Linked DNA regions of Homo sapiens: region 1 is linked to region 2. A link is a contact called in ENCODE Hi-C or POLR2A ChIA-PET data. All regions are on one chromosome and are shown on one strand. The core of a region is the stretch at or near the end of the contact, and the rest is flanking DNA. Distances in the headings are between cores, read along the strand shown. Region 1 has its middle 16 kb from the start of ANAPC5. Region 2 holds the start of MSI1 (musashi RNA binding protein 1).

Region 1 (4,449 bases), core at 1,772-4,271, 1.0 Mb after region 2:
TTGTAGAGACAGGTCTCCCTATGTTGTCCAGGCTGGTCTCGAACTCCTGGAATCAAGCGATCCTCCAGCCTCTACCTCCCAAAGTGCTGGGACTATAGGCATGAGCCACTAAGCCGATCCATATTTTCTCAGGTATTATAAAAAGTGATACATACTGTTTGCAGAAAACATCAAAAATATAGAAAAGGAGAACAAGATAAATCAGAAATAGGAAAACTATCATTCCACAACCCAGTGATAACTTCTATGTCATTTTGATATATTTCCCTTTTCTTTGGTCATTGCTAAATCTCCATACATGCAGCAGCGTCTAGTATGTAATTGGCATGCAATAAATATTTGTTAAATGTATTTGTTTTTAAATTTTGGTAAAAGAAGTTAAACTGCCAGTGTGGTGGCTCACGCCTGTAATCCCAGCACTTTGGGAGGCCAAGGCGGGCGGAGACATAGGGAGACCTGTCTTTGCAAAAAATAAACTAAATTAGCTGGGCATGGTGGTGTGCAACTGTAGTCCTAGCTACTCAGGAGGCTGAGGTGGGAGGATCACTTGAACCTGGGAGGTGGAGGCTACAGCAAACCATGATCCTATCACTCCTGAGGTCAGAAGTTCAAGACCAGCCTGACCAATAAGATAAAACCCCGTCTCTACTAAAAATACAAAAAAAAAAGTTAGCCGGGCGTGGTGGCACGCACCTGTAATCCCAGCTACTCAGGAGGCTGAGACAGGAGACTCATTTGAACCTGGGAGGCGGAGGGTGCAGTGAGTTGAGACTGTGCCATTGACTCCAGCCTGGGCAACAAGAGTGAAACTCCATCTTAAAAAAGAAAAAAAAAAAAAGAAAGTTAAACCAAGCAAATTTTACCATAAAATTAGGTAGAATATGGGTATCATCGTGTTAGCTTTGTATCTTTTGATTTTCAAGTTTGGGATACTGAGGAAGTACTAAAGACAGGAACAAAGCACAGGGAAAAGGTGGGGTACCCTAGGCTGAAGGGAACAGCCTCTTTAAAATCACCCATTGAGAATCTTGTTCACTGCCAGGCACAGTGGCTCATATCTGTAATCCCAGCAATTTGGGAGGGTGAGGTGGGTGGATCACCTGAGCCTGAGAGTTCAAGACCAGCCTGGGCAAGAAAGCGATACTGCTTCTCTACTTAAAAAAAAAAAAAAATTAGATAGGCATGGTGGTGCATGTCTGTAGTCCCACCTATTCAGGAGGCTGAGGTAGGAAGATCACTTGAGCCCAGGAGTTTGAGGCTGCAGTGAGCCATGATCGCACCACTGCACTCCAGCCTGGGTGACAAAGGAAGACCCCGTCTCAAAAAAAGAAACAAAGAAAGAAAAAAAAGAATCCTGCTGGCACGGTGGCTCACACCTGTAATCCCAGCACACTGGGAGGCTGAGGCAGGCGGATCACTTGAGGTCAGGAGTTCGAGACCAGCCTGGCCAACATGGTGAAACTCCATCTCTACTAAAAATTCAAAAATAAGCCCTGTATTGTGGTGAGCGCCTATAATCCCAGCTACTTGGGAGGCTGAGGCAGGAGAATGGGTAGAACCCAGGAGGCGGGGGCAACAGAGTGAGACCTTGTCACAAAAAAAAAAAAAAAAAAAATCCTATTCAGAGGTGTACTCTAAAACATTTAATTTCTTTTTTTTTTTTTTTTTGAGACAGAGTCTCGCTCTGTCGCCCAGGGTGGAGTGCAGTGGTGGAATCTCAGCTCACTGCAACCTCTGCCTCCCGGGTTCAAGAAATTCTCTTGCCTCAAGCCTCCTGAGCAGCTGAGATTACAGGCATGCGCCACCGTGCCCAACTAATTTTTGTCTTTTTAGTAGAGATGGGATTTCACCGAGTTGGCCAGGCTAGTCTCAAACTCCTGACCTCAGGTGATCCTCCTGCCTCGGCCTCCCAAAATGCTGGGATTTCAGGCGTGAGCCACCGTGCCCGGCCTCTTTTTTCTTTAGCTTATTTTTTCAGAGACAGAGTCTCACTCTATCACCCAGGCTGGAGTGCAGTAGCATAATTGATCCAGTCTCACTGCAGCCTTGACCTCCCAGGCTCAAGTGATCCTCTCGCCTCAGCCTCCCAGGTAGCTGGGACCACAGCCACGTGTCACCACACCCAGCTAATGTTTTTAAAATTTTCTGTAGCGATGGGTCTTCCTATCTTACCCAGGCTACTCTCAAACTCCTGGGCTCAAGTTATCCTCTCGCCTCGGCCTCCCAAAGTGCTGGAATTACAGGCACGTCACTCCTTAAATAAATTCTGCCACATCTCACATAAGAAGGCAATTTCCCTGGCTGACTTGGAAGCTTATATTAACATTTTCTGGCCGCTGGTGTGTGTTTTGTATTGTAAAGACTTTCATCTACTCAGAAGCTGAGTTCCTTGAAAATCACTGCTAAATCTTTTGATGGTGGTTAAATTTTCCAGTGCCTTAAGGGAGATTGGAAATTAAAGACTAATGGGAGCCTGTTAAGCAAGCAGTCATACCGCAATGCATCCTCTGTAAAAAACTGAAATTATGTCCGGGCGCAGTGGCTCAGGCCTGTAATCCTAGCACTCTGGGAGGCCAAGGCCGGCGGATCACTTTAGGTCAGGAGTTTGAGACCACCCTGGCCAACATGGGGAAACCCCATCTCTACTAAAAAAAAATACAAAAAAAATTAGCCGATCGTGGTGGCATGCACCTGTAATCCCAATTACTCGGGAAGCTGAGGCAGGAGAATTGCTTGAACCCAGGAGGCGGAGGTTGCAGTCAACTGAGATCGTGCCACTGCACTCCAACCTGAGTGACAGAGTGAGACTCCATCTCAAAAAAAACAAAAACAAAACTGAAATTATGTTAATATATATTTGGTTGCCTAGAGTGGGGTAAGCTTGTACCACTTCAGCGTTCCTATAACTGTGATTTTCCACACTTCAACGTGCAAGTGAATCACCTGGAAAGCTTGTTAAATAAATACAGATTCTGTGTCGGGCGCGATGTCTCACGCCTGTAATCTCAGCACTTTCAGAGGCTGAGGCGGGCAGATCACTTGAGGCCAGGAGTTTGAGATCAGCCTGGCCAACATGGCAAAACGCCGTCTCTACTAAAAATACAAACATTAGACAGGTGTGGTGGCATGCATTGTAATCCCAGCTACTTGGAAGGCTGGGGCAGGAGAACCGCTTGAGCTCACGAGGCGGAGGTTGCAGTGAATTGAGATTGCACCACTGCACTCCAGCCTGGGCGACAGAGGGAGACTCCCTCAGTCTCAAAAATAAAATAAAATTAAAAAGTACAAATTCTCGTTCAGTTGGTCTGGGGCAGCCTGGGGTTGTGAATGTCTAACAGGCTCCCAGGTGATGTTGAGAATACGAGTCCTCTAACTATACATTGAGACGTGAAAGCTCATGATAGCCTAACTGGTCTCTACTATTAAAATCTCAGGGCACAGTTCTGTAGATGTAATGGGGGCATTAGGCTGGGTCTCATTGAGTTAGCCCATTAATCTAAATTCTCTCTCTCTACAGCTGAAGTGCTTAATTAATTAATAAACAAAGCTATCTTTTTCCCCTTTCTCTTTTTAAATTGAGGTAAAATTAACCATTTTAAAGTGAGCAATTCAGTCCCATTTAGTGCATTTACAATGTTGGGCAACTATCATCTCCATCTAGTTCCAAAACATTTTCATCACCCCTAAAAGACACTCTGTACCCATTAAGCAATCACTGCCCACTTTCCCCTCTCCCCAGCCCCTGGCAACCACCAATCTTCCTGTCTCTATGGATTTAACTCTTCCGGATAATCCATATGCAGATGATAATGTTCTGGAACAGATAGCGGTGATGGTTGCATGTGAAGGTACTAAATGCCACTGAATTGTACCATTTAAAATGGTTAAGGCCGGGCGTGGTGGCTCACGCCTGTAATCCCAGCACTTTGGGAGGCTGAGGGGGGTGGATCACGAGGTCAGGAGTTCAAGACCAGCCCGGCCAACATGGCGAAACCCCATCTCTACTAAAAATACAAAAATTAGCCAGGTGTGGTGGTGTGTGCCTGTAATCCAGGCTACTTGGGAGGCTGAGGCAGGAGAATCACTTGAATTCAGGAGGCAGAGGCTGCAGTGAGCCAAGATCGTGCCATTGCACTCCAGCCTGGGCGACAGAGTGAGACTGTCTCAAAAAAAAAAAAAAAAAAAAAAAAAAGGTTAAAATGGTGAATTTTATGTTAAGGGAATTTTACCACACTAGAAAAAAATATGAACATCTGCATTTTATAACAAAAGCTACTTGGCTGGTGACCTTCTCAAAAATAATTTGAGTTCTTTAGGATAAGGAAACTGAGGCCTTGGGGGTCACCCATCCCTTTCATGGCAGAATAGAAACCAGATTTCTTTTTTTTTCTTTTTTTTTTTTGAGACAGAGTCTTGCTCTGTCACACAGGCTGGAGCACAGTGGTGCAA
Region 2 (4,341 bases), core at 673-3,172:
CCCCCAGCAGACAGACACCCCCATCACATGGGAGTAACCCCCTCCTCTGACTTTTCTACTTTTCCATCTGCCCTGGAGCCAGCGCCCCCTGCAGGGTCTAAGACACGAAGGAGCTGTGGGACAACAGCAAAATGTTCCATGAGTTTGAATGCCAACCAAGCAGCTTCTCCTAAGATCTAGTCTTCCGAAGGGTCGTTTCCAGGCAAGCTAGAGCCTTTCTCATAAATCCCCTCCGTGGGCAAAGCAGGTCCCTGTCTTCCACACAAAGCAAGGAGCTCATTGACCAAAAGTCGGGGGAGGAGGGAAGGAGAGAGGGAGGGGGCTTCAAGGGATGCTTTGCCATTGGTCTGGATGAAGAGGGGGTGTCGCAGAGCCAAATACTAGTTAGAGTTCACAGAAGCCACCGGGTGGGTCAGTGCTACCCTGACTCACCCAATTTGGGCTGGGGGAGGGACCTAGCCCCACCCCAAGCTCTGCTCTGAGGCATCATGATTAGTACTTCTAGGGAGAGGGTGGCGGCTGCCTCTCCCCTCACCAGGACTAGGGGAGGGGGGATGTAGCATCTCATGGCAGGCCAGGGATTTTTCTCCTCCCTCTCCCCCCCAACTCTAGTGACAAAGTTTCAGAGCATGGCAGCCCTCTTACTCAGAAAAACTCCCTCCTTCCTCATGGACCCCGTCCAGCTGTCCCCTGGGGAGAGTCCTGACCCTCTCCTCCGGCAGCCTCCCTCTCCCAAAGGACCCCCGAAGCCCCGAGGGCCACTCACTGTTTTGGAGTCGAGCTCGTGCCGCGATTGCGCCAGCACTTTATCCACCCCCGCCTGGTCCATGAAAGTGACGAAGCCGAAACCCCTGCGCGCCGTAGTGAGGGAGAGGCAGATGGTTACAAGGCAGTGAGTGGCGGGTGGAGGGGGGCGAGCCGGGAGCAGGAGGAGGGGGTGAGGGGCTCACCTGGATCTCTTGGTCAGGGGGTCCCGCATCACCAGACACTCCTTCACCTCCCCGAACTGGCCGAAGTATTCGCGCAGCCCTTCTGTAACCACACACCCGCCTTCGGACCAGCCCGGGCCCCGCGCCCTTCCCCCCCCCCCGTCCTTTGCCCCCGGTGACCCCGGAGCGGCCCGGCCGCCCCCGCGCCAAGCTGCCCGCGCGTTCTCCACTGCCGCCGCCCCCCACCGCCCTCGCCCCGTTCCCGCTGAGCCTCCTGGCGCCCACCGGGGCCCCGGGAAGCCGAGGGCCGAGCTGGGCTGGAAGGGGGACGGCTCCGGCCGGGTTCCCGCCGCTCCGGGAGCAGCCTCACAAAAGTTTGAGCCGCAGGTGCGAGCGGAGTTGGCGCTGCCGCCGGCGGGTCCCGGGGGCCCAGCCCACCCCCCGATACCCCCTGAACCCCTCATCTGCTCCCCTCCACCCGCTGGGCCGGGTGCGCTCGCGGATCGCCCTGCGCTCTCGGGGTCTCCGGGCGGGGCGCGAAAGAGGGCGCGAGGGCGCCCGGGGTCAGCAGGGCGCAGGGCCGGGCTGGGGTGTCCGGGTCCGGGGCGCCGGGGGGTCCGGGGTGCCCTGCCGGACCGGCGGGCGCTCCCGGGCTCGCTCACCCTGCGTAGTCTGCCAACTGAGTCCCCCGATGAACATCTTGCTGCGGGAGGAGGAGAGACACAAAGGGCCCGCGTGAGCGCCGGGCGCCAGGGCGCAGGGGGCGCGGGCCCGGGCTCCGGGGAGGCCCGGCCGGACCCGGATCGGCCATGTTGGCGGGGCCGGGGCGGGCGCGGGCCAAGCAGGCCGGGCCGGGCCGTACCAGGGGTCGTGCGGCGAGTCCGGGGAGGCGAGGCCGGGCTGGGGCGCGTCAGTCTCCATCGGGAGCCGCGGGCGGCGCGGGCAGCGGAGCGGCGGCGGCGGCGGCGGCGGCGGCGCTCGGCGCGGGGCAGATGAGGAGCGCGGCGAAGGGGGCCGGACGGACAGGCCATGCTGCCCCCTCCCCCGACCCCGCTCGGGCGGGCGGGCGGGGACGGCCGAGGGGAGGGCCCGCCGGGGGCCGACCTGCCGGCTCCTCCCCCCGCCGCCCTGCGCGCATAAAGCCCCGCGCTCGCCCGCGAGCCCGGGCGCCCGCGGAGGCGGCGGCGCCGGGACCCCCTTCCCGCGGGGCTCCTGGGTCTCCGGGGCCGAGCGAGACCCCCGAATCCCGGTGCGGGCCGGGACCAGGGCGCGGCCGCACCCCCCACCCACCCCGGCGCGGGGGCCCGGCCGCGGGAACGCCCTCCCGGAATGAAGCGCTTCCCGGTGCCTTCAAGGTAGCTCGGTTCCGGATCGGGAACCCCCCCGGTCTTCCCTCTCAGGTCCCTGCTGTCCAGAATTGAAGAGAACCCCAATCTCCTCGGGTCGGGCGGGAGATAGCCCTAGTGCTCCCCAGTCCCCACATGCTCCATTTCCCCAGTCGGAGCGAGAAGCCGCCCTCAGAGCCCCCAGTTTCCTCCCAACCTAATTTACAGCCCCCCACCCCCACCCCAGGGCTCTAATTTAGAGCCCTCGCTCCGTTCCCAGGATCCCATATCCAGTTTGGGGGACCCACTCAGTGCCTCGCGTCCCGAGTGGGGAACCTCCATCAGCACCCCAGTAGAAACCGTATCCTCTTCCCCAATCCGTCCTCAGCCCTTGGTGTCCAAAGTGAGAGTCCCCCTTAGTTTCCCCAAATCCCTGCCGTCCACATTAGTGGACCCTATGGTCTGTTGAGAAAATCCCGCGCCCCAAGCCCGGGTTCTCAGTTTGCCGCCACCCCCACCTCCCGGTGTGAGGAGTCTCCCCTGGTTCTCTCCCTCCCTGGCCGGTTTTTGTGAGATCCATTCAGACTCCTGTCCTGATTCGGGAAACCCGGTTCCAGACACTCACCACCCCCACCACACCGAGGCTGGAGGAAAAGGCAGTGCCTCTTAGAGCCTCCTGTTTCCAGTTTAGGAGCCCAACGCCTCAGCTGTGCACCGTCCCCTCCGAATGACCCCCTTCTTTTGCAGAGGTCTAAGCTCCACCCCATCCCATTGGAAGAGCCTAAACTACCTACCCACTGCATTTGGAATGACTTCCCTCAGTCCCTCTTATTTTGAGGCTACTCCCCGTGAAGGCAAACACCTTCCTTTCTACCCCCATCTTCTGGGTCTCTGGGATCCCCCAGTACTTGCACCCAAGGCTCCTTGGAGTCACCTTACGTACCCCTAAAATTCCCTCCCTCCAGCCTGGGAACAACCCTGAGAAAGTATTCTGGTTCACCAGGGGAGCTGCGGGGCCACTCTCCTTATCCCCACCTCTCCTTATCCCCGCCTCTCCATATCCCCACCTCTCCATATTCCCACCTCTCCATATCCAAGCCTTAGGACCCTTCACTTCCCCAGCTGAAACCAGCCAAAAAAGGATCAAACCAGGAAGCTTAGGTGGCCAACACCCCTTCTCCCCATCCCTGCTGGGGGTCTCAGTGCCACACAAGCCCCTCCCTCCCAACTCACCTTCTACTCCTTCCCCCATCCCTACCTTAATCCATCCGGTGTAATCCAGTGACAACCCATGTTGACAAGCCCTTTGCTGTTCACCTTCACATTCCATCCTGAATTCAACACCTTTTATTCCTGGGCATCATAACTCTGACCTCTGGAAGGGTGCCCATCCCCCTCTTGATAGCCCTCCTTCCCTCTCCCCACCCCAACCATCAGGCAGAGAAGAAAGTGAGAGACTTACAGTAATGGTTTCCTTGGGGACCTTCTGGGAATGCTCAGCAGGTATATCCTGCCACCCTGTGAGCATAACACTAGAAACAAACTTGCTTTTTCCTGTTTGTGTCCCCTACTCTGCCCCACAGTTTCTCAGCATCCCCTGGACTGGGGACTGGAGGGCCACCCACACAAGGCATTTCTTACCATTCCGACACAAAAGCATTCCAGTTTGTGTTGTAGCAGAGACACAGATGAGGGTGAGCAGGTAGCCTCTGCGGTATTAGGGAGGTGACTCTTCTTAGGTCTGAACTTAAAAAGGGTCATTGGAGAGGTGCGGGGAGTAGGGATCTTCCAGTGTTCCTGGACTTTGGTTTGTGTGCTGGTGCTGCTGGGCAGATGAGCTTGAAGGATAGGAAATGGGTCCTTTCCGGCAGTGGCGACCTACCCACGAGAACATGCCTCTCGACAGGGATCTCCTTCATCCTTCTCCAGAAGAGAAGAGGAAACAGAAGAAGAAACGCCTGGTGCAGAGTCCCGATTCCTACTTCATGGATATGACATGCCCAGGATGCTATAAAATCACCATGGTCTGTAGCCATGCACAAACGGTAGTTTTGTGTGTTGCCTGCTCCACTGTTCTCTGCCAGCCT

Evidence for each region. A loop is a pair of places that touch in the nucleus more often than their neighbours do. ChIA-PET counts read pairs that join two places held with the same protein, here RNA polymerase II (POLR2A).
Region 1: a map of lower leg skin shows a loop between it and region 2 (13-fold over the local background). The contact joins the enhancer-like site here to the promoter of MSI1 in region 2. A Hi-C loop is called at or near these places in 1 of 168 maps with a recorded cell type or tissue (lower leg skin). POLR2A ChIA-PET finds 5 or more read pairs at or near these places in 2 of 52 experiments (A673 and activated T-cell).

Annotation. Positions count from the first base shown.
Region 1 is chr12:121,366,435-121,370,883 of GRCh38, forward strand. No RefSeq gene overlaps it. Among named protein-coding and RNA genes, the nearest start is that of ANAPC5, 16 kb to the left of the region's middle. Within about 2 kb of position 3,022, at least 2 of the 41 ENCODE cell types and tissues checked have a DNase peak (open chromatin) inside an H3K27ac peak, as active enhancers do.
Region 2 is chr12:120,367,242-120,371,582 of GRCh38, forward strand. It overlaps MSI1 (musashi RNA binding protein 1), which reads right to left and starts at 1,923. Exons shown (of 15, transcript NM_002442.4): 1 at 1,792-1,923; 2 at 1,592-1,632; 3 at 951-1,032; 4 at 767-851. The coding sequence starts at 1,850. It also overlaps the pseudogene RPS27P25.